Linked DNA regions of Mus musculus: all the other regions are linked to region 4. Evidence: chromatin loops called from intact Hi-C (ENCODE). Cell type or tissue: left cerebral cortex. All regions are shown on one strand. Region 1 has its middle 49 kb from the start of Gm33592. Region 2 holds the start of Mir7655 (microRNA 7655). Region 3 overlaps Pip4k2a (phosphatidylinositol-5-phosphate 4-kinase, type II, alpha). Region 4 holds the start of Pip4k2a (phosphatidylinositol-5-phosphate 4-kinase, type II, alpha). Region 5 has its middle 66 kb from the start of Armc3. Region 6 overlaps Pip4k2a (phosphatidylinositol-5-phosphate 4-kinase, type II, alpha).

Region 1 (4,000 bases), 57 kb after region 4:
GGGCTCAAGAGTTCTTCCTGCCTTAGGTTCCTTGGTGGCCTGGAGTAACAGGCATGGGCCACTATGTTGGATTCATCCCGAGATTTTAAAAAGGAAAGTGAGGCCTGAGATCTCTTTCACATTTCTCATACACCCACCATTCTCTTCTTGTGTAAGTGTCACTGACAATGACATATTGGTAAACAGTACTAAAAGGGGAACCCTCCTATTTAAAGAATGGCTCTGGGCTGGAATGGGGGAATGTCAGGAAGAGGTAAGCCCTCCTTCAATATCTGGTAGCAGTCACATGTCTCTCTGTGCTCCTTCAACCCTGACCTGGACATGTAAGCCTGAAGTTTTCTCTATTCTTTCACCCACCCTGAGTTGGTTGCACACTCAGTTGATTTTGACTGTGCCTCTTTGCTTTCTCTTCATTTTTCTACGAAGAAAAAAAAGATTGAACTTCCCAGCTCCTCATTGTTTCAGCGTAAATGGAGAGAGAAGGGTGAGGACAGAGAAGGGAGGGCTGCAGCCAAGTCCTTTTAGGGCACGGATGACAGCACCAACTAATGTATACGTTTTGGTCTCTGGTAGTTAATTCCAAATGGAGACACTCTTCCACTGTGCATGTGTGTATATGTGTATACATTTGTGAAGATGTGTGTATCAGCTTTCTCTTCCTCTCTCTCTCTCTCTCTCTCTCTCCCTCTCTCTCTCCCCTTCTCTCTCTCTCTTCAAAGTACCAAATACTTTGATAGTACCAATCAATAAAGACACAGTCTATTTCCTCTACACCACTCTGTGGAAGAAATAGCTAAAAAGGCAGGCTTGATGACACACATCTATAGTCCCAGCACTTGGGATGTTGAGGCAGGAGGATTATGAGTTGAAGGCCAGCCTGGGTTATATAGTGAAACAGAATTAGAATTGCTACCAAAAGATGACCAAACATGTATGGTGCTTAAAAAGGACCTAACTGATGCAGTATGGTATGTCTTAAATACAAATAACTTCCAGACCCAAAGTGCTTGCCTCTACGCAATGGTGTAAATAACACTGCTTGATTTCCATCTTATAAGAGAGAAGATGAGAGTAGTGTGTTTTCAATAATTCTATAAATACTGTGTCTGAAAACAGTGTATGAACTTTTTTTTTTGTCACCTTAGTGACTTACAAAATGCAGGGCAACTCTTATAAAGGCAAACATTTAATTGGGGCTGGTGTGCAGCTTCAGAAATTTAGTCTCTCATCTTCATGGCAGAAAGCCTGGCAACACTCAGGCAGACGTGGTGCTAGAGTAGGAGCCAAGAGTTACATATCCAGGTTGGCAGGCATCAATTGCAGAATGAACCACGGAGCCTGGCTTGAACGTGTGAATTCTTCAAAGCCTACCTCCAGTGATACACTTCCCTCAGCAAGGCCACACTTACTCCCGCAAAGCCACACCTTCTAATCCTTTCAAATAATGCCACTCTCTATGAGCCAGTGGGGGCCATTTTCATTTAAACCACCACATTCACACAACAGAGAGATCAAAGAGAAGCATATAGTTAAAATGGGCCTGAATTCATGCAGAGAGAGAATTCTTGACTTTAAAACGTCTGACATTCTGGCCATTCTGATATCACAATATATTTGCATAAATGGAAGGAAGGATTAAAACAACTCCTCAAAACAGCAACAACAACAACAAAAAAAACCCCCAAACAAACCAAAACCCAACACCAATCAAAGGGTGCTACTCTCTGTGTAGTACTAAGGCCTCTGGGGTTCCCATTTTGGTGATGTGCAATTTGTGGCAACATCTGGAGGTAAAGTTGTCCCCATCTACTTCCTTTTCTTTTGTTCCTAATCTGGTCTCTAAAGATAGGTTAAATGCACCATGAGAAGAGGAAGCTGGCTTTTGCAGCCCAGGTCCTAGCACTCAATGCTAGGCATTTCCTTTACCCTGTCCAGTGGTGCCGGGTTTGAGTCTTGCATTCAAAGTGGAAAGTTAGGGAGGAGGCGGTTATACAGCACAGTGTTCTCACTCTCCTATGCAGTCAGGGTTAGAGTGTCATACGGTGCTTTGTGGATATATATGTGTCTGTCACAGACATTTTCCTTTTAGCTCCTGTGAAAATCCATCTGTTTTCTTATTTATTGTTCTCAATTCATATTTTAAGCAGCTGTTGTCTTTCTAAAAATTAAGAAGCATCAGTTTTTAAATTATATGTTGGTTATATTTGTAGTAGGCTGGCTGTTTGAAATTAGTCCAGAACGTTACTCAGATGTCTACATTTTTAGTCTAACTTAGTATTTCCTGAAAGATCTGCCAAAATCTGGGACGGAGACGTGACCATGTTAAGTGAAGGTGTGCTGGGGTGGGGGTGCTAGGTTAGGATATGTGAACAGTAATGTTTATTCTGGGGTGTCCTCTTTAGAAATGAACAGTCCAGACAGTGGTGGCCTTGGTGAAAGCTGGCTCCATCTGATTCCAAGCAGGGTTGGTGACTGTACCTAACAGACTTGGGCTCCTCTGTAGAAGTCTTCAGGGATCTCTTCCATGCTCAGACAGCTGGCTTCAAAGTAGGCAACAGCTTAAAGTGCTCATGAGGCATAATTTCTTCACTACTCAGTAGTCCTCCCTGGAGGCTGGCTCCTCCTGTCTTGTCTCTGCTCCGTTGACGGCATCTTTCTCCCTGTGTTACCATTACTGGTTCATTTCACTCATTTCATGTGTGTCCTACTTCTGTAGACTGAGTTGCATGGTCAAGAGCACTGATTATAGGCCCATTGCCTAGGTTAACACTGCAGGTTTTTCTTCTGCTAACTACAAAGCCACAGTACTTAATGTCGCCAAGATTCTGCCTAGCTCTGTGTGTGTGTGTGTGTGTGTGTGTGTGTGATCATAATACTTCCTTATAGCATTGCTGTGAAGATTGAATGAGGGTATGCAGAGTAGTTAGAAGTGTGACAAACCCGGGAAAGCACACAGTAAAGTTTAGCATCACATCATCACGATCTCCTCTCCCTCCTCCCCCTCTTCCTCCCCTTTCCTCTCCTTTCCTTTCCCTTCCTGCCCTTCCTTCTTCCCCCTCTCTCCTCTTCCTACCCTCTCTTTCTCCTCCCTCCTCCTCCCTTTCCTCCTTTTCCTCCTCTCCCTCTTCTTTTCCCTTCATCCTCCCTCTCCTCCTCTCCCTCCTCCTCCCCCTCCTCTTCCATCATTCTAATTATTTGCATTTCAAGGCCTTGTACATGCTTAGCTCTGCCACTGAGCTACAGCCAAAATCAGTGGGTTTCTCAGCTTGCCATTTTGATAAGGAAGATGGTTTTTACTTTCACCAAAGACAGAACACCTGCCATCACTTTCAGCCGTAACCCAGGCCTTGTTCTTTTCAGAGACTCAAATTGCCAGAGCGTTTAGGAGCTGGGAGCAATGTGAATTTTACAAGCTGGCTTCGTTCACTTATTGGTTTGCTTTGTGACACCTCCCTATGCAGCCCAGTCTGGCCTCAAACTCCTGATCCACCTGTCTCAGTCTCCTCAGAGTCTGGTATTACAGGCTCGGGAGATGGGAGATGATTGACTGAGAGGGGTGGGAATATGTGTGACTGAATAATAATAATAATAATAATAATAATAATAATAATAATAATAAATGGTCAAGCTTTGTTTCCCATTTAGACACTCTGTATACACGTATATCAGAATTCCTCTTTGACAGCTCTGTTAGTTAATAGGCAAGGAGGATTTTCTCAGGCAAGACTTACCCTACTGCTGTGGAAGAGAAAGCCAAACCATTCCTATTTTTGGCTTTGTGCTTAGAAAAAGGAACAAGTTGCTTGTTTCAAGAAACTAACAGAAATATTAAACATTTTCCCTCTCTATGTCTCTGTCTGTTTCTCTGTAACTCTGTCTCTATGTTTGTGTCTGTCTGTCTGTCTGTCTCTGCCTGCCTGTCTCTATGTCTCTGTCTCTCTCTCTTTTTCTGTTTCTGTCTCAGAAAGGAACTCATTTAACAGAGAAATAGCCCAGGGTG
Region 2 (4,000 bases), 940 kb before region 4:
CGTGGCAAAGGACATATTATGGAAAATGCACTCATTCCGTCAAATGCCTATACAAATCTGCCCTTTACTTGGACTAAGTAATGATTTGCTGAGCAGAAGCCGAACAACAATATAATATACTTTCCTTGAAGAAAGATTTTGTTTTTATTTCAAAGCAAACTATTTGGTGAGGTGGTACAAAAATCAAATGTTAAAACAACAACAACAACAACAAAAAAAAAAAAAACCAAAAAAACCCCCTTCAGGGTATTTCTAAGTTTTCTGGAGAGTTGCAGGCCCCTTCCCTTTTGAAAGTTTAGAGATCCAATACCCTCAATTCTACTGGCAGAATTAGGTGGACTTAGAAGGTCCTAAACGTGACCGATTCACTAAGGCGGGGGCTACAGCATGCAGCAACGTGCTCCGCAACCTAATCCTACGCTAAAAGAGGGCAGAGAGCGAAAAAAGAATGGAATATAAGCTCTCCCGACGTTCCTAGTTACTTTCAAGGTGGATTGTGTATTTTAAGGCTGATGGGAGCGTCTGGTTTTTGGAGGAAAAAGAAGAGAAGGTAAGTGTTTGTCCTTGTATCCACCAGTTCCTAGAGAAACAATGAAAGAACAAAGGGAACCACTTCCCCCATCTGAACATTTTGTTTCTCTCTGGATTTCAAGGGAAAAGCTTGCAATGGGATTCACTTTACTGTTTCTTAACTGGTAGATTGCTGGGGTTGTTGAACTAAGAATGAGAGCAAAGTTGAGATGCAATGTAAATAGGCTAAATAATAAAGGCTGTGGTGACGAATCTGCAGTGCGCCTGGCTCGGCAACTTGCAGAAGTTGGAAAAAGCATGAAGACCCAGCCCAGGAAATAACCTTTGCATACAAGGTCTCGAACTCATTTTTAAACCAACCTTTCTTGTTGTTTAAAGAAGTCTCTGCGCACAGACCGTGTAGTAGGTACTGTTCCATGGGAAGAGAGTGGTGTTCGATTTAGGTCTAAAGTTGATCTCTATCGCTATCCTAAAATGAGTATTTTAAAAGAGGATTTGATTATTATGCTACTGCTTGCTAATAGAAGAAATGGCAGCGGTGGCCGAGGAAGGAGAGGGATGGTATTTAAATATATTTGCTTTGGGGGTACTCTGTTTATTGGCAAGTCTGCTTTTGTGGATTTGTGTGACTAAGTGACTGAGCGCTCTCTTCATTCTATATAAATGGATCCGCGTTGGGGGGGGGGGCAGCAAAGACGTCGAGCACGTGAAACTTTTTTTTAACCATCCCCCAAGAGGCGACCAAGCCCCCCACCCCACCTCGAAATGCGTATATTACCTGCCCTGTTACAGTGACACATGTTTATGTTTATAGTCCTGGTTTGTAGTAGTGTCAAGAGCCGCGGCGAGGGGGAGGGGGACGAGAGGGAGGAGTAAATGCAACCACCCCCACTTGTTGTTAAAGCAAATTTACTGCGTTCTTGCCAGCCCCATGCGGGGGGCTGGGATGAGTTGAGGGGAAGGGGAGAGTTGGGCTGCCTGTTGGCGGCGGAGGGGGTGGGGTAGGCTGAGCAGAGTCGCAACTCAGCTCGTCTCCAGCAGCCCAGTCAATAGGGGAGCACGCTGGCGCGGTGGAAAACAAAAAGGTTCCTCCCGCTCGCTGCGTTCCCGTGGTGGTGGTGGTGGTGGGGGGCCTGCGCGCCGGACTCCAGGGCCCTGACCTCTGACCTCGGCTCCTCTCGGCTCTCCCGGTGCGGCGCGGCCACTTTTTACCCAGGATGCCCCGCGCGGGCCGCGCTCTTGTGGAGCCGGAGCCCTTCCTGCTCCTCCAAGCCCGGCTCGCGGCCCCTCCCCCTGCGCCGCCAGCCCCTCCCCCTGCGCCGAGCCCCGCGGGAGGATTCTCCGCCGGGGAACCCCCGCCCCGCCCCGCCCCGCCCCGCCCCCACGCGGGCCCGGGCTGCGGAGACTGCGGCCGGCCAGGCCGGCCGGGCGGGGTGCTGGGCGCTGCGGGGCCGCGGGGGCGGGGAGGGCCCGGGGCGGCGGGAGGCCGGGCCCGCGGCCCAGCCTAGGCCTGGACCTGTTGACTGCCATTGGCCCGCTCGTCCCGCGCCCTCTCCTTGGCCGCGCCGCCCCAACCCTTCCGCAGAATCCGGGGGAGGAAACGGGGTGGCTCCTCTCCCCGCCTCCCTTCAACTTTTTTTTCCCTCTGGGGGTGGGGGGACGAGGGTGAGGCCGACCTGCAAACTCCTCGGCAGCCCCAGCCTTCCTCGGAAAGTATCGTCACGCGCGGGCCCGCCGCCCCCTTCAGCCCTCGCTATTTAAGTCCTTCGCCTCTGGCGGCCCGACTCGCGGCCGCCGGCCCGAGGGCCTGCGCCGCCGCCCGGCCGCCCGCTCGCCTCCCCTTCCAGTCGGGCTGCTTTGTGCCCTGGAAGCTCCCCGTCCTGCTACTTTCTCCCCAGCCCCAGGAGGCTTAAGATAAAAACCCTGCTTTCTGCGTCGGCCTGGGCACATCTTCTCCACCGAAGGCATTCGTTGGAGAGTTTAAAACAACTGAATTGAGAGGAGGAAATAGGAGTTGGTTGTTCGCTGGTTAGGACGAGCGACGCGCTTCGGATTTTATTTCTAACACGGCACAGTGTAGTTATAGTTAAACAAAGGTGGTGCTGTATTTCCTTCTAGATTTGGATTTCTGGGGGAAGTCTTTTTTTCCCCCCGGAAGGAGACAGCAACTCAGCCTAACGCTGGCAAAGAGACGTGAAGACCACTTCTGGAGACCAAGGGAGAGATAGGAAAAAATACGTTTATAACATAGGAGGGAGGCAACTGTTAAAGCTGGGATCACCAAATGAAGCGCCACATGTAGCAGGCGGGAAAGGGCCGGGCCAAGGAGGTGGCGGCGGTCGGGAGGCCGGAGCTGGGCGGCAAGCGAGAAATCCCTGGGGCCGAGGCTCCTGGGTGCTCCCATTGTTCCGCGCCGTAGCCGAAGCGTGTGGCGTGTTTTTGCCTGGGGAGGTGTGTGTGTGTGTGGATCTGCGACTCCTCCACTTCCGCCTGCGGCCCACGGAGCTCCTAAAGACTCGCCCTGCCGGGTTTATGACGCTCCGTGGGCCTGCAAGGAGGGGGTTCCCTGCCGCTGACCTCGTAGAAAGGCGTCTTCACAACGTACTGCTGAATGGAGCCTGCTGCTCACGTTAGAAGGGAAAGCCACATTGATACGTTTTAAAAATCACCACTAGATAAACGACAAATGTTCCTCCCCCGCTCCGTACCGGAATTAGAGCAGATTATATATTTAAAACATCTATAATGTATAGATTCGCAAATGAATGTTAGGGTTCGAAGGAGTTCGGAAAATCACGTTTTTCTGTCCGTATTTGTTACTACTCAGCTCTTTGTTGTGTACAAGAAGTCTGATTTTAAAAGGAAGGGTCCTAACAAAAAGGGGCCTGGTAAGGTGACACGCATTTCCAGAATAACAGGGAATTTCAAAAGGGAAAAACATCCATTATTACTGTAAACCACGGTTTGGAAGTAAAATAAATTTGCAACCCATCCTAAGAAACTGTTTTTCTTTGTGAAGCATGTGAGAAAAGTATTTTTGGCAAACGTCAGTTTTTTAAAAATAAAGATTTCCAACAAGTGATTCTGGTCATGTAGACAAGACCAAAGACATCGTGCATGAGGCTCGTGAAGCAATAATTCCAGCCTGTGGCCCAAAGCACACTAGGAAAAAGTAATTTGGATTTAGGATTTATAATAGACTTTGCGGGAAATTCCTCTAAAACACTAATTATGAATCTGTGTATTATGCAGCACTGTTTCCCAAGGTGGATTTTAAAAAAACAATTAGAATTGATCTCTGATGGAATATTATATTTACACGTCATCATGAAGACATCATTTGGCAAGAGTTTTGAATTAGAAAAAGAAGTTAACAGCTGATGGGTAAACAGCATGTTGAAAAGACCCCGTAAGAGTCAGTTAAGGGTAGTGGACGGTGTGATTTTGCTTTTGAAAAGTAGTTTGCGTC
Region 3 (4,000 bases), 120 kb before region 4:
TATTGCATACATGTACCTCAGTGCTGAGGTTACAGGTACACGCTCCCATGCTTGGCTTTTTACATGGGCATCGGGGATTCAAACTTGATCTTTACAAAACAAGTCACAGAGTCATCTCTTTAACCCCTATTTTGAGTCTTTAAAAAGGGTTACACTGTTTGATTTAAACAACAACAACAACAACAACAACAACACTTTAACAAAAACATTCTAATTGGATTTTTTAGTGATAAACATTATTAGTAATCAACTCTAGGAATATTTAATTAGCGAAAGAAGAAAAAAGTTCTCAATCTTGCTCATTGGAGCTACACAGCATCTGTCACTGCAGCTGGTTTTAGTTCTGCAGTCCTGACAGATGTCCAAGATGCTTCAGATTTCCCCTGCCTTACAGGTAACAGCTGAGATGTATATTTGAGCTCAGTCTATTTTTTTTTTTCCCACGGAGTTTCTCCTCAGCTTGTTACTTGAAATCAGATGAGTGGAGCTTAATTTCAAACCAATAAATGGACTTGAGGTTTGCTAATGCACAACAGGTGGTTAATAGTTCTCGGTTGAAAAGGAAATTTCCCACAGCAATTGAAGGGATTAAAAAGTGTGTTGTTTGCCAGTAGTAGAAGGTGGATGAGCAGTCTTAGTTTCATCTTCCAGAAACTGAGTACCCAAACAGCTGTGAGGATGGCAAGTTAGAGGATGTCAAAAGACCCCACACCAGTCTGTACTGAACACTTATCAATGACGTGATGTTAGCTGTCACTCAAGACCTAGGTAGGAAACTGGAACATCACACCGATCTCTCCCTTGCTTGGAACGTCTAACAGTCAAGTCTGCTCTGCGGCTCACTCTACGGCAAGCATCATCTTGCATACCTGGATTTTTCCCTTGAGGCCGGTACTGGCTGATCAACTCCTCCACTCACATTCTTATCCTTGATAAAGCACATGACCTTTCAGCCAAAGGGTCCATCCCTAGTACCACAAACAACAAGGAATGCCAAGATGGAGATCTGTACACAGCCACAGACAGCCTGGCTCACCGTGGTACCACCCATAGTGACCAATGCTAAGGAGCAGTACTCGGGGAACTGACAAGCTTCAGTTTTGGAAATATGCCCACACAGGTTATACACTACAATTTCCTTGCCTCCAGAGTAGATAGTGGGGCACAAACAATCAACTCGGATGCATTTTGTTCACGAGTGTCAGCTGTACTTACTTTTCCCATGGGGCTCTTTGATGAACACAGATGAAATGAACTTCCAACTCCCGAGTGTATAAACAAACGAGCCCACAAATTATATCAAAGCCTGTCTTTTACCGTATCAGCGTTGCCAAACTGCATTTGATACTATTAGTCTAGAAAGACCTAAGGACCAGGAGTTCTGAAGGAGAGAACATTCTACCCACTGGCTGGAGTTCTGGATGGGGATCTGAGAGAGCGCCATAGCTGCGCAGTGCGGGTGCTGAAGCAAGGGCACTGCTGCCTGTTCTCAACTTGCCAGGTTCCTGTCTGGCTTCTTCCTCCATTGTGTGCCTACACATATGGCTCAGAGCCTCAACAAAAGTCATTCTTCTCACCTTCCCACTCCACACGATATGTAGGCACCTCATCTCCCCCATTCATTCTCTGCAGCCCAGAAGCTTATCATTCCAGCCAACAGTCATCTTTCCAGGTTTAGTCACATAGGATTCTCTACTCAGTCAAGTAGCATCTTTGCACACGATAAGCTCCGTGAAGAGACCCCGTTTCTATTTTGTTCATGATCAAATCCCAGCACGTGTGTCTAGCATGTCAAGAGCATTTGATGAATAAACACAATGAGCAAATTCAGAAAACAGAGGGCTGGAGAGATGGTTCACTGGTTAAGTGTGCTTGGTGCTCTTCCAGAGGACCCAAGCTAGATTCCCTGCACCCACATGGCATCTAACAGTTATCTGTGACTTCAGTTCCAGGGGTTCAGGCATTCTCTTTTGGCTTCTGTGGGTACCAGGCATGCACAGGGTGCAAAGACACACAAGCAGGCAAAACACCCATACACTAAAAAAAAAAAAAAAAGAGAAATGACCCCAGGTACATCTTACAAATACTCTGCCGTATACACTACAAACAAACTCTTTGTTCACAATTGCATTAGGATTCTTACTTAACTTGGCATTAGAAATCTGAATGTTCTAGATTTTGGAAGCAGGGGTGCTAAAGTCCAACTTGATTTATAAACGAGGGGGAATGCTCAGGAATCTCTTGATGACATAATAAATAAAGCACATCCTATAAGGAAAACGAAGGTTTGTGTCAGCCACAGGAGGACAGAGCGTCTCAGCTTCACCTTCGGTAACTCTGCAGCCCAGAGTTACATGAGTAACTCAAGGGAGAAAAGGTTTACATGGCTCACTGTTCCAGGTTACAGTCCATCACTGCGGGGAAGTCAAGGCAGCAGGAAGAGGAAGTGATTAGCCATACCCGACTCACTCTAAAGCAGAGAGCAATGAATGAATGAATGAATGATTGAATGAATGCACACACACATGCATGCATGCATGCATGCTAGCCTGCATATCACTTTATCCACTTCACAATTCAGGATTCCCTGCCTAGGTAATGGTGCCACCCATAGTGGGTGAGTCTTCCCTCTAAGCACTCACTACTAGGCGCTCTCACAGACATGCCCACAGGCCAACCTAATCTAGATAGTGTCTTACTGAGACTGCATTCCGAGGTCATCCTACACTGTGACAAGCTGACAACTGAAACTAACCATTCTAGAAGTATCACAGAACATGGTCAAAGAATATGGAAACTGCTATCCCATGGTTAACTCTGGTTAACTCTGGTTAACCATCCCATGGACAACTCTGGTAAGAGCCACAGCTTACATGTTGTACAGCTATGTTGCTGAGGAAAACTGCTCAGTATGCTCTCATTCTGGGCATTGTAGGTATCATGTGAAGATTGCATGTGCAAGGAAAGGCAGCTGAGTCACAGACCATTGGATGACTTATACAGAATTAATGCTGGAAAATTTCCCAATTTCTCCAAGTATGTAAAAACTTACTAAGATGGCAAATGATGACCTTGCAAGCCACAGGATGATGTAGAAAAATCCATGGGTACCTCCTTTCCCTCTCCATCCTTGCTTTTTTTCACAGTGACTAGGAAGGAAACTTCTGTCCTCCACAGGAACTAGGGAGAAACCTGGTGCTTTTGAGCTGCCCTGTGCTAGGTGGGTGTGGTGGTACACATCTCTAGGAAGGCTGAATCGTGAAGACTGAGTTCAAGGTCAGTTTGGGCGATGTAGTGAGACCTGTCCTTACAAAAACAAAACAAACAAAACAAAAACCAATGTTCTAGGCTGAAGACTGAATATAAAGACAGAGAGCCTCAGAGAACAAAGACCAAAATGTGCAGAGGGAGAAGACTTAGCAGGGAGGGAGTAAGAGGAAACATGGGCTGGAGAGATGGCTCGGCGGTTAAAAGTGCTGCACTGACTGCTCTTCCAGAGGCCCGAAGTTCAATTCCCAGTAAGCACATGGTGGCTCACAACCATCTGTAATGGGATATGATGCCCTCTTCTGGTGTGTCTGAAGACAGCAACAGTGTACTCACATACATAAAGTAAATATTATATATTTTTTCTTTTTACAAAAAAGGAGAGGAAACAAGAGGGGGAGAACCCCCAAAAGAACCAGGGGACCTCACCTAAAACATTCTCAGGGAAATGGTTACACAGAGACATAGTTTTTTATGGTGTGCATGCCTGCATACATGCGTGTTACAGGCATAAGCATGCCTTGGTGTGGAGGCAGAGGTGCAGCATCTCTCCTTTGGATCCTTGAGGCAGGGTCTCCCGAGCACAGTTGGGTACCAGGCTAGCTGGCTGGCACACTTCTGAGGATTCTCCCCTCTGCACCTTCCACCTTGCCAGGATTATAGAGAAGTGCCTTCCCATCTGGCTTTTCATGGGTTCTGAGGATGCAGCTCAGGAATACAAGCTTACACAGCA
Region 4 (4,000 bases):
AGCCGCGCACCTCCTTACATCCCTAGCTGTGCGCTAGACTAACCCTCCCCAACGCGCACCCCGACAGTCTTTTAAACAACCTCCAAAATGGATGTAATTAACTCTAGACCACCTCGAACTCGCGACCGCCGGGACCCCCTCCGACTATCACCACCAAGGCCATCCTTCTGCAGAAGTCTGTGACTTCTGCCTGGCTCCCCAAGGAGGGGAGGAAGCAAGGGGGAGGGAGGAAGACTCCCCGCCAGGAGGTCTGGAAAGGGCACAGCAGCTGGGCGATGCGGGAAGGGATGAAGAGAAGACGCTCAGCACCAGGGCCATATTTACGTTGCTTTTTTTTTTCCTTTGCCCGTCTTCCCCACCCCCACCCCCCACCCCCCCAAAAAAATTCTCCTAGAGTCTGACAATACTGCCTTTAAAGGAAAAAAGAAAGCTAAGCTCTCAAGCTGCCGCCCAAAATCTTCTGATTCACTCCAGTCCTATCTCCGAGAAGCTCCGGACTCTTCCTGACAGGGACAGGTTCACCTGCCCACCCGCTCAGGGCAGGAGGGCCCATCGGTCCCAGACAAGTGGAGCGATCGCTCGGACTGGGCCCTGAGCGGTTCCCCGCCAGGACTGATAGCTGAGACAGAGTCGGTCCCCGCACAAACTTCCCACTTCGCGGACAGCGAGCACCGACCGGCGGGAGGACGAATGCGGGACAGGACAGCCGCGGAGAGGCTCAGAAGCACAGAACAGAGAATGCTTCTCATCCTGCACCCTCCCTGGGTTCCAAAGGGAGCGCAAGCGCCGCCGGAGAAACCCAGGAGATGGACGCTTGTCGTGGGGTTAGGGGTACCCCAAGAGGCGAGTGGCCAGAGGGCCCGGGACCGACCGAGCTAGCCGGCTAGAGGTCCCCGCCCTGCCACCGCTGCAGCAGGAGGAGCAGAGCCGGGAGGCTGAGCCCGAGGAGCAAGAGGAGCGCGCCGCAGAGGAGCCTTACCGAATGGTTGACCCCCCACATGAGCACGCTGAGCAGCGGGTCGCTGGCCCGGAACAGCTTCACTTTCTGAGCCACGAAGTGCTTCTTCTTCGTCTTGGTCTTGCTCGCCAGGACGGAGGACCCCAGGTTGCCAGGGGTCGCCATGGTCGCAGTCTCGGTCCCCTCCACCGCCGCGCCGCCGAGGCCGGGGACCCGCCCTCCCTACACGCCAGCCCGGGGAGGCAGCTGCATCCCCCGGGGCGGCCGCCGCTGCGCGCCTGCTCCAGCCCCGCTCCGCCCGCGCTCAGTCCTGGGCGCTCGCTCCGCCCGCTCCGCGCGCTCGGCCGCTTAGGCTGCAGCTGCGCTCGCCTCGCGCCCCCGCCGGCTCCCGCCCGTCGCGGCTCGGCGCACAGCCCTCGGCTGGTCCAGGCGGCGGGCGGCTTCCGCGTTGGGCGCTAGCGTCATGACGCAGAGGCGGGCGGGGCAGCGGCGCCGACGGGCGGGGCGGGTGCGGATGCGGATGCCGGACCGTTAAGCTGTTCTGTGCGCTCCGCCACCGGTGCTAAGACGAGCACTCTCCTGGCGGCCGCGATCCGTCTGGGGAGGCTGCTGCGGAGTGTGGAGACTCGCGTGAGCATGCCTTTCTCGCTCCTGGGGAGGAGCAAGGAAAGGATACGGAGCCAAGGGAGCTCCGAGGAGGGAGCCCCCAGATGCATGGGGCAGCCAGGAATGTCCGGGAACCTCCGCTTCCCGTGCCAAGGGCTGGCGAGTTCGTGGGACCCAGAGCGCTTCTTCGGGGCCCCGGGCTTCCCCAGCATCTAGGGAAAGGACCTTGGCTCCTCTTTGTCAACTGTCTGCCAGGGAGTCCCCGCCTTGAACTTCCTAACCTTTTGTATCCTGGTTGGGCCTTCCCATGCTATCGGATACTAGAATGTCATTCCCAACCTACTCTGGGATTCTTCACTGAAACCCCTGCTTTAGTCAAGACAGCCATGCCCCAGTCTGGACCGTTTGCTTGGAACCCATCATTTTGCAGGCCACCCCTTCCTTCTCTTATTCTGGACATGCACCTTCTGATTTGAAAATGTTTAGCCTTTCACCACTACCACCCCACACTGAAATTAGTCGTCCTTACGCTGGCATTTGTTGTTGCAAGTCTACAGTCCTTAGATCTTTCAAGAAGACAAAGAGTAACGCCTGGAACAAAAAGGGAGCAGATCCTGTGCGGACCTTCCTTTTCTTCATTTGACCTTTCAGCACGGTTGCCCCCAAAATCCCCTTGGTCATTCTAACTTGTTAATACTATCCCCCCCCCCCCCCGCCCCGCCGCCGCAATGATTCCTTGCTTCTTCTGGTACCAAGCATCACCATTGTTAATGGCTAAAGGGGGTGAAGATAATAACAAAACCAGCCTAAATTAATGCTGAGAAGTCATAAACTTGACCCACAGTTCCACTAGTTGACCAAATCATTTAACCAGAGACTGATGTTATTTGTGTGACTAGGTATAGCCTGACACAAAGGTCACTTTAGGGACTATGCTATAGATTGTTTGTTACACTCAAAACCAGCAGTAGATAAAAGTACACAATGTTGCAGACCTGTAATCCTGGCCCTCAGGAGGCAAGGCTAGAGGATCAGAAATTCAATATAATCCTCAGGTAGGTAGGTATGTTCAAGCCAAGCCAGGTATCCATGAAACCCTGTCTGGGGGCGGTGGAGGGGCTGTGGGGCTGTACAGTCTTTATCTTACTGATAACTCATAAACTGTCGCCTGACCTCAGAAAAGAGTCTATCTAAACCAATTTTCATAGCTTGCCCACAGGCATCCTTTCACAAGAATCTACAACCAAATTCAGCACCCTACACAGCCTACAAGTTGTTTCATTTCTCTTCCTGTGTTGGAAATAAGCATTCATATTGTTGTTAACCAGTTGGGAGTTCATTTATTTAATAAATTCTCATTGACCCAGACTCAAGAGCTTCACATCATCATTGATTATTGCTCTTCATCACCCCTCCACAGAAACCTGTACCAGCCCTTGTCCTTGAAAACAATTACCCTTTCCTCCTGGTTGAAATGAATCCTTCCACTTCAATGCCTCTGTATCTCTTTATTTGTTCACAATAGCTGTAATGTACTTAATTGTATATTAATAATGCAAGACAATGGGCTTGCTGAAAAACTGAATTCAATGACAGCAAAGAGCTGGGTGAGCCTACAAGAACAGGAAATGGACACCTCTGGGCATTGTTAGGCAACCCTTCAAAGAGAAACCTGGGCACAGATGCACCAGAGGTCACCATCTCTCCTGGGAGGGGCAGAAACAAGGATGGGAAAACAAAGGTATAATCAGAAACATTGATAACATCCTGCTGAATCCTGACTCATTGACTTCGCAAGCTGCTTCCACAGTCAAGGGAGTCACATCTATTTGCCTTCGAACTCTTTTGCTGTTGGTTCTGAGGCTGAGGTCCTTCTCTAAGCAAGGAATTATTCAAAGGACAACTACTAACAGGAAAATGTATGATGTTGAAAGGCTCCTGGCGCTGAGTTGTTTTTGCTTCCTGCAGCTGTTACTTTATTTCTTCTCTTACTATAACCAACTCGGCACACTCTCATAAAGCAGTTTGAAGCTCTTCATCAAAACGACAATGTTAAAGGTTTTACAATGACTCGGGCATCCAACCAGAAATGACTCTGTGGGGGAGTAGATGCTCTGATTCCCCACCCACCCCACCCCTGCAGAGCCTGAAAGTCCCTATATGGAGAGGAGGCTAGCCTTGAAGTCACAGGTCCATGTGCTTCTGCCTTCTGAGTGGTGGGGTTAAAGGTGTGCATTACTACATATGATTTGATTTTCTTTAAATATACCACACTTCTGATAAAAATATTTCAGTTGAAAATTCTGCGTAGGATTCTCTAAGGCGGGGAGAAATCATCAGCTTTCTTGGTTTAATTTTATCTTGGTTGTATTTGTGACTTTCCTTTATTTGAAATAGGATCTCATGTAACCCAAGTCAACTTCAAACTTGTTATGT
Region 5 (4,000 bases), 130 kb after region 4:
GTCTTGGTTTCTGTTAGTAAGATTCTTTTGTTTGCCTTTCGCCATGTGGTAATCTCTGGAGTTAGTTGTTATAGTTGTCTCTGGTTAGAGCTTGTTCCTCCTGTGATTCTGTTAGTCTCTATCAGCAGACTTGGGAGACTAGCTCTCTCCTGAGTTTCAGTGGTCAGAGTACTCTTTGCAGGCAAGCTCTCCTCTTGCAGCGAAGGTGCCCAGATATCTGGCGTTGGAACCTGCCTCCGGCAGAAGTTGTATTCCACTCACCAGAGGACCTAAGATTGCTTGGAGACTCCTCTAGGGACCTTGGGGGTGTCCGATGACTCTGTACTGGTGCTGACCGAAAGGGGAACCAGTTTCCTGAAGGGGAGGCTAGGGCTGTATGGGAGAAATTTTGAGAGAAATAATGAGCCAAGACAAAGTTTTCTGATCAAGGCCAATGTTTACTTAAGAGCTGAGCTTATAAAGGGGGGGGGGGGATCCCATACCCTACCATGCCAGGATCTCATTTTTGTCAGGATAGTGTCATGAGAACAGGTTTAGCCTCTCAGCAGGTAGTGGCATCTTGGTGGAAACCGCAGATGTAGCAGAATAATAGACCTAATCTAGGTTGGAAGACTCCATCCTAGGTAGGCTTGCTCACAGTGGCAGAACAGTCTGAGTCAGCCTTCTCAAGGCTGGGGGAGGGTATAATATGGTATTTATTAACTCTGGGAATTGGTCACATTGAGTGTGGTCATATGTACCTGTGTTCCTAGCACTTGGAGGCTCTGGTAGGAGGATAGGAAGTTCAAGGCCAGCCTGGGCTACATAGCAAGACCTGTCTCTGGATAACTCTAAAATGTCAGCATTATTAGAGATAGAAAATTCTGGAGCTCATTAAATTTAGATGCCAAGAGCTATATTTTAAAAGAAAGCATACTTTAGAGTAGATAAAACTTGCTAGTAGCTGGGCATGGTGGCATACACCTTTAATCCCAGCACTTGGGAGGCAGAGAAAAGCGGATTTCTGAGTTCAAGGCCACTCTGGTCTACAGAGTGAATTCCAGGACAGCCAGGGCTACACAGAGAAACCCTGTTTTGAAAACCAAAAAAAAAAAAAAAAAAAAAAAAGACTTGCTGGTTTTGTGTTGTTTCATCAGGCCAGCTGTGAACTTCCAGGGATTGTTCTGTCTCAGCCTCCCATCTTCTCAAAGGAATGATGCGATTTCAGACACTGACTTCAAGAGTCTGGCTTTCACATGTGCTCTGGAGACTCAAAGTCAGGTGCTCTCTCTGGCCTAGCAAGCATTTACACCCACTGAACCATCGACCCAGAACTGTGAAACAAAATTTTTGACACGGGTCTCTGCTTCTGCCTACAAATATACTGCTAGTTGGTTAGATTAATGTGATTCAGTTACTGTGAGATAGATACCTGAGGCAGGCATATTACACAAGTAAAGGGTCAACTATTTACAACATAGAGCAAAATACTATCAGATTTCAGTGTTGTCTAGGTGAAAGCCTCCTTCTTCTTGTTTTTGGTAAACTCATGAGCCAGGAAAAAAAGCCATTCTAATGTATTTGTCTTAAGGCAGACCCATTCTTTGTTTCTCATAGTAATTAGCCATAGTTTGGAGGAAAGTGAGCACATACTGTATATATAATCTAAAGAAAAGAAATAATTAGAAAAATGAAAGAAAGAAAATGAAATCACGCACATGTGTGCCTTGCCACGTAAAATCTGAATCTGGCTCAGCCATTAAGCTGTGTCAACCATGTTCTTCTTCTTCTTCTTTTTTTATTTTCTTCCATGTTCTTTAGATTAATGGGAGCAAAGCAGGCATAACAACAGTGCAGAAGCTGACAGCGAAGAATGCCCAAAGTCCACCTGTGATTACTTTTCTTGTTCTTTGTTTGTTGGAGATGGTAAAAGAAAATGTTGTCTTAGTTATGACTGGATAAATACATTTAATGGCTTGATGACAACTTGAGAGGTGACATCTTACAGTCACTGAAGCCTCATTTGGTTAACCCCTTGGCTATAGCTGCCAGAGAGGGGAACTCTGCATGACCACGCTATTTCTTCATCTAGGACATCTCTCTTCCACCTATTGGTTTAATCAAATGCAGAACTGAAAAGGGGAGAAAAGGTCAAATCCCAATTCTATCTTCTGGATGAGAGAGTAGGAGACACAGAGAAGTGCCAGGAAGCAAGGCAGCATTTGAACTGTTATCAAGATGCAGAGGATTTGAGAACAGGCCGTTTGGTTTCCTCTGGGACTAAGGCGTCTTGGCACACTAGTCTGTGTTGGTAGATAAACTCAAATTTGTAATTTAGAGTGGGAGTGAATTAGCACATGCTCCAGGAAAATAGATGTCAGGTTCTTGAGAGAAAAGAACCTATTCCATTTAATCTGAATTTTCTGGAGAGTACCACCTACATCTCCACCATGCTCAAAATAACCTGCAGTAATTCAGCACATTGTGCTTGTATTTCCTATTTTTGTATTTCCCCAGGAGAAACCATAAAGGATGTGTCTATACTCGTCTGTCTTCCCGCAGCCGCTATAGTGGAGGAATCCTGTGGACTCTGTAGAACAATCGAAAGTATCCCTGTATATGATTGCTGAAGAGATAGCCATAAATCATTATGGCTTCCAATGGCCCTGCCATTTGGATGGGGAAGGGTTTGATAGGCAAGGCTGAAAGGGCCCTTGTTTTTATGGTTGCTGTCTTTGGAAAAATTACATCCTGGAAACAGAATAAATACATTCCAATAGCTTTACTGCTTTATATTTAAAAAAAAAAAGACTGGTTGATATTTTTAAAGGGGAAAATCAAAATTTATTCAATGGCACATTTGCTAGTGTTTTATTAATATTTTCTATAATTTTTTACATAGTCATATAAATATAAACACATACCACATCATTTATAATGATAGAAAATAGGTCAGGAGACACTAAAGTATTCGTCATGAAGGCTGAGTCAATATGAGTGCCTGTACCCCAGGTGACTGAATTTTCTCCTTATCTTTTCCTTATCTGGCTGGCTCAAGGTATATTGGATTGGATAACATATAGACAGACTCTCCACAACATTTTTTTGCTCTTATTGGAAGAATTTATCATAGAAAAAGATGAAAGGATAAAATGGGAATTGTATTGATTGTCCTGGTGAATCAAATAAAAATCCTGTAGACTTTGTGATGAACACATCACATATAGTTAAAGGAAAATTTCTAGAATGCACTCTGGCTGTTAGGGCACAAGAAAACACACCCTCACATAACTCTCGCTCTAGTTTCTGATAGTTCACAGATGGATATATTACAATATGATGCTTCTTCTCTGTAAAATGTATGAACTTCCTATGTGGTAGGGATGAGAGGGCCTGGAAACCATGTCATGAAAATCCTAGCTACATGGCTAATAGAGAGAAGACACAGATGTAGAAGGAAGGAGATTAGAATAATCAAGATAGATATAAAACAGGTTTTAGCTGCTGTTACTACCATGGTAGATGTTTTGGGAGGAGTATGATGCACTTAGACTTATATTCTCTACTGGGGATCAAAGGCTTACATTGACCAAATCTGCAGACAAATTTACAGTGGTTTCTTAAGTTTACAATAGAGGAAAAACAACAGTTCTGTACATTTGACATGAGATTAAAAGAAAAAAAAATCCCATATCCTCTTGTACAACCAGAATAAGGCATCAGTCCAGATCAGACTATTTGGTGACTGTAGACCAGTAAAATACTGAACAAAAGACAGGAAGATACTGTGTTTCTGGTAGGGAGTGAGCCTTCTTCTGTACAGTCATCACATAGGTTATAGACAATTCATCCTCTAGTAGTTTTGAAAACATGTTCTGATTATTAACCATACAATCCAAAAAGAAAACAAAATGCCTGTGTATAGAATTCTACAGTATGTCTGAGTGTAATCTTGATCTTTCTCCTTGGCTCTTAGAGTTTTCTTGCTTTGGCAGAAAACGACATCTTTCTTCATCATAGA
Region 6 (4,000 bases), 88 kb before region 4:
AGAAGAGCCTGAAAAGTGTTAATGCAAAAGGTAGAAAATGAGATAAGAAGTGGGGCTTGGCTCTGGGGCAGAGTTTACAGTCCATTTGCATTCTGAGTTGGAGGGGTCAGAGTAAAGGCATTGAGTAGATGCTGGAGGAGTGTGGATCAGGGAGCAGGCATGGAGCTGGATGGACACATGGATTGATGGATGGATGGATGATGGATGGATCAGATCAGCCTTTTATGTCTGAGATCCTTGCTCATGGTGTGGTAGATAGAGGAGCAAGGCAGCTGCAGGGTGAAGGCCATCACCAGAAATGAGAAGTCAGTGTCACACAAGTCACTTGTGGAGGAATTGATAGGCAGGACACTTGAACACAAGCCCCAGGCAGCTAATAGAAACAGTTGAGTCTAGACAGTGAGTGTACTGGGAACTTGGAGCAGAGGTGGGATAAACGGCTTGCTGAAGGGAATGACATTAAATTCACCTTCATACTACACAGACAATGCATGTGTATTTATTTACTTAGGTATGTGCTGGGTTTGGGTGAGATGTATACTTTCTAGTGTCGGTACGTGGGTGTGGGTGTGGAGGTCCAAGGTTGACATTCAGTGTCTTCCTGGAGTAGTTCCACCCCTTCTGTTTTTGTTTTTGTTTTTGAGATAGGGCCTCTCACTGAGCAGGAAGATCATCCATTAGGGTAGGCAGGATGCCAAGAACTTCAGCGGTGGTCTGAATCCACTGCTGGGGTTACAGGAGCACGCGCTATCAACTCAGGTCCTGGTGCTTGGTACAGGAGGTACTTTCCAGATCAAGCCATCTCCCTAGCTCACTTTCTCCCTTTATGACTGAGGAATAGGTTGATGCGGAGTTTAATCAGACAGGCCATTTCATCTGTCCTTTACATTGTCTTTCACTTATAGTAGCTTTATATTGTCTTTCCCTTCCCCTACCAAGTCATTCGTTCAAACTTCTGGGCCAAGTGAATTAACCACCCATGAACACACAGTGAATCAAAGCCCCTGCCACTCAAAGGCAACTTTTAATTAGTAATCAATAGGTTTCCAACAGCATCTCTTGAGCCTCGACTGTTTCCTGTAGGAATGCTTCATTCTGGTGCTTAAGGTTAGGACTCATCACCAGCCTTACTGAAACGTATTAACTTCAGCAGTGCTTGAACAATGAAAGCTTATTCAACTTCCTGGGTGACTTCACTCCCTTTAGCCTATGAGCCTGCCATTCCGGGCACAGTCTATAGGGTTGCAAATATGTAATGAACTCTTACAACAGAAGGACAGCATAGCCTTCATACGGGGAGCCCTTAATGGTCGTCACACCTCTCTGGGAAAGTCAGTTTTGCTCTGCTTAGATAGACATAGTAACCATCGGACATAGCTCAGCACTTTTCTAAGTGTATCAGATATAAGTCCATGCAGAGAGGCCACCGGCTGGGTCTCCCTGTACCCTGCGAAGGACCTTGTGGTTCTGTTTATGCCGTACCAGTCACCCCCTAAAACACAGGTATTACTCTCTGCTGAGCCACTGGGTACAGAGACTCACAGTACCCAGGCCTCACAGACATGAAATAAAGGAGCTCTGTTGTCAACATCAATGAAAGCAAGGCTATGGTGCGGTGGAGAGGGCTGGTACAAATGTCTGTTAGTACCAAGTGCCCAAATGACCTGACCACATTATAATTCAAGAGCTAAGGAAGGGGGCGGGGCAGAGGGGAATGGGCAAAGTAGGAAATGGAGGAAGAGGGGCAGGCAGATGTCTTGCCTCTGTTCAGCTTTGTGTGAACACACTTTAATACTTGGGATTAATGCCATAGCTAATACTTACTGGGCATCTGCCAAACACCATGCTGACCCCTCTAGACATGGCATCTAATCTGATATTTATAACCCAATAGTGTAGGTAGCATCAGTTCCATTTCCCAGATGAGGCAATGCAGGCTTAGTGAGATTTGCTGCCCGCTATTAGCTGGTCAAGCTGCAGCTGGAATCCAACCCACGTCGTGAAGACTCCAGCAGTCCTAGCAAGTGGCTACATTTCCCAAACTCAGGATCTCTTTACATTTCTACCAGCCTAGAGGGTGAGGATTCACAGCAAAGAGCCATAGAAAGCTCATTTAAAAATTAACCCTCTGTTGTGTTAAAAACTGAAGAAATTCTTTTTTAGAAAACAGTAAATGTGTGCTTAACTGAATGTGTGCTGCTGTCCACAGTTAGACCAGCTGCGGTCTCACCCACACAACCCAAGGTGCGATTTGTCCCTCAACTGTTACCACTTCTGTGCAGCTACTTGTGACTCAGTCACCAGGCTGCATCCAAATCTGAAAGAATCATAAACAGTTATCACTGAAGGGCGCAAATCAGTCTCCATAACAATTACGTATTATAGATAATTGTCTACATTTTCCTCTAACTCAGGGAAAACCCATGCTTTACCCACTACCCAGCAGTCTTCTGTGGGCTTTCCTAACAGCTCTCTGTGGGAAAGGGGTCTTGACTTTTCTCCACAGAAGAACGCTCGGCTTCCTATCAGGTGCAAGTTAGCTACCACACTGGAAATCCCAGGTCCATTGCTTCCTGTGAGTTACATGACTGAAGTGAGTCCCATCCCTGTATGTAAATTCACACTGCAAGCATGCATCTAAGCTTCAAAAATCAGGACCAATGAGCAGATTCTAGACAAGAAATAAACAAAACTTATGGCACATAAAGGTGACCCCACAAAGTTTGTTTCATGCCGAGGCATTAAGAAAAATATATAGTTAATATATACTTTTTAAGCCAACTAAAGGATAAGATCATAAATTTTAAGGCATTATTTATGACAATTAAGTAAGATGCATTCACCCTAAACATCATGTTTTTAGACCAATAGATAATTATGTTTGGGCTTTTAATTATTTTTCTGTTTGTTTGTTTTGAGACATGGTCTCACTATATAGCCCCTGACGGGTTGGAACTCACTACACAAACTAGGCTCTCGAACTCACAGAGACCCACCTGTCTCTGGGATTAAAGGAGTGTACCAGCTCGCTTGTCTAGCAAATGGTTTTAATTCAACCAAGAAAAATGGGGGAGGGATCAAAACCCCAAAATCTCTCACATGTAGAGGCGACCCAGACGTTTAATCTGATTTTAGTAAAGACACTTCTCTACAAATCCTGATTCACTGAGTTAAAACAGGACTCTGGTGTGTGCAGGCAGCTGTGGGCACACTATCAGGAGCTTCCTGGGGAGCAGAGATGTCTGGGAGCAGCCAAGTCTACCGGAGATCAGGGCTGGATGTGGGGTGGCAACAGGAAGAGTGGGAAGGACCCAGAGATGTCCACTCATTCCTTCTCCAATCTCAAGAGAAGCAACCTGAATGCCTACGTTAAAACACAGTTCAACAACAGAGAGAAACCTATAAGGTGGCAACTGGACCAGAATATGCGCCAAAGAGTCACCATTACCAAAGACCCAGCAGGAGAAAGAGTTAGCATGCATAACTGGGTGTGGTTAATTAGAATGCGGGTTACCGTTACTAAGGTTCTTAAAGGGAAAGCTCATCATTAAGAGTGCCATGCCAGAGTTCCCATCCTGGGTTTTCATTGCTTTTGGCTTTCTCAGAAGGTAAACAGCATGACTGATTCCTTGTTACTGTTTTAAAGAACGCCCCTTCCGCCAGGCAGTGGTGGCGAACGCCTTTAATCCCAGCACTTGGGAAGCAGAGGCAGGTGGATTTCTGAGTTCGAGGCCAGCCTGGTCTATAGAGTGAGTTCCAGGACAGCCAGGTCTACACAAAGAAACCCTGTCTCCAAAAACCAAAAAAAAAAAAAAGAAAAGAAAGAAAGAACGCCCCTTCCATTAGTACCATTCAAAACTAAATACGTCATACTTACTGGACTCATCCTAAGAAGTTCCCTGCAGCCCTCCGGTAAAGCACACAAGATTTTTCTACCAAATCATTTACTTTAAGCACTTTTTTTTCTGCCCTAAGGTTCATTCCACTTAGGAAATGAATG

What was found. Hi-C counts contacts between places; a loop is a spot of excess contacts. Peaks named below come from ENCODE experiments on the same cell type or tissue, not always from the same donor. Only the 100,000 strongest peaks of a DNase experiment are listed, where the experiment ranks them.
Region 1: it touches region 4 in a loop (2.4-fold over the local background); 4 of 42 quality-filtered maps call a loop at or near these places.
Region 2: it touches region 4 in a loop (3-fold over the local background); 3 of 42 quality-filtered maps call a loop at or near these places.
Region 3: it touches region 4 in a loop (8-fold over the local background); 17 of 42 quality-filtered maps call a loop at or near these places.
Region 5: it touches region 4 in a loop (4-fold over the local background); 2 of 42 quality-filtered maps call a loop at or near these places.
Region 6: a loop joins it to region 4, with 2.2 times the contacts of the local background. A loop is called at or near these places in 3 of 42 quality-filtered maps.

What each region holds. Positions count from the first base shown.
Region 1 is chr2:19,053,859-19,057,858 of GRCm38, forward strand. No RefSeq gene overlaps it. Among named protein-coding and RNA genes, the nearest start is that of Gm33592, 49 kb to the left of the region's middle. In left cerebral cortex, no CTCF peak of the experiment used is centred here; a DNase peak (open chromatin) is centred at 1,851.
Region 2 is chr2:18,054,822-18,058,821 of GRCm38, forward strand. Mir7655 (microRNA 7655) reads left to right here and starts at 3,025; the gene lies at 3,025-3,082. It also overlaps a transcript of Mllt10 not described here. In left cerebral cortex, CTCF peaks have their summits at 2,212 and 2,411; DNase peaks (open chromatin) are centred at 931, 1,795, 2,154 and 2,978; H3K4me3 peaks cover 2,829 bases; H3K27ac peaks cover 3,200 bases.
Region 3 is chr2:18,873,273-18,877,272 of GRCm38, forward strand. The region is part of intron 4 of Pip4k2a (phosphatidylinositol-5-phosphate 4-kinase, type II, alpha); the gene reads right to left. Gm33534 (a long non-coding RNA gene) reads right to left here. Exons shown (of 2, transcript XR_374031.3): 1 at 1,578-4,000; 2 at 112-968. Among named protein-coding and RNA genes, the nearest start is that of Gm33534, 3.7 kb to the right of the region's middle. In left cerebral cortex, a CTCF peak has its summit at 3,576 (motif pointing left); a DNase peak (open chromatin) is centred at 1,558.
Region 4 is chr2:18,996,873-19,000,872 of GRCm38, forward strand. It overlaps Pip4k2a (phosphatidylinositol-5-phosphate 4-kinase, type II, alpha), which reads right to left and starts at 1,249. Exons shown (of 10, transcript NM_008845.4): 1 at 980-1,249. The coding sequence starts at 1,123. 4930426L09Rik (RIKEN cDNA 4930426L09 gene) reads left to right here and starts at 1,447. Exons shown (of 1, transcript NR_024323.1): 1 at 1,447-2,932. In left cerebral cortex, a CTCF peak has its summit at 1,555; DNase peaks (open chromatin) are centred at 13, 213, 743, 757 and 1 more place; H3K4me3 peaks cover 2,166 bases; H3K27ac peaks cover 1,928 bases.
Region 5 is chr2:19,130,674-19,134,673 of GRCm38, forward strand. No RefSeq gene overlaps it. Among named protein-coding and RNA genes, the nearest start is that of Armc3, 66 kb to the right of the region's middle. In left cerebral cortex, no CTCF peak of the experiment used is centred here; a DNase peak (open chromatin) is centred at 2,379.
Region 6 is chr2:18,909,212-18,913,211 of GRCm38, forward strand. The region is part of intron 1 of Pip4k2a (phosphatidylinositol-5-phosphate 4-kinase, type II, alpha); the gene reads right to left. Among named protein-coding and RNA genes, the nearest start is that of Gm33534, 32 kb to the left of the region's middle. In left cerebral cortex, no CTCF peak of the experiment used is centred here; a DNase peak (open chromatin) is centred at 2,236.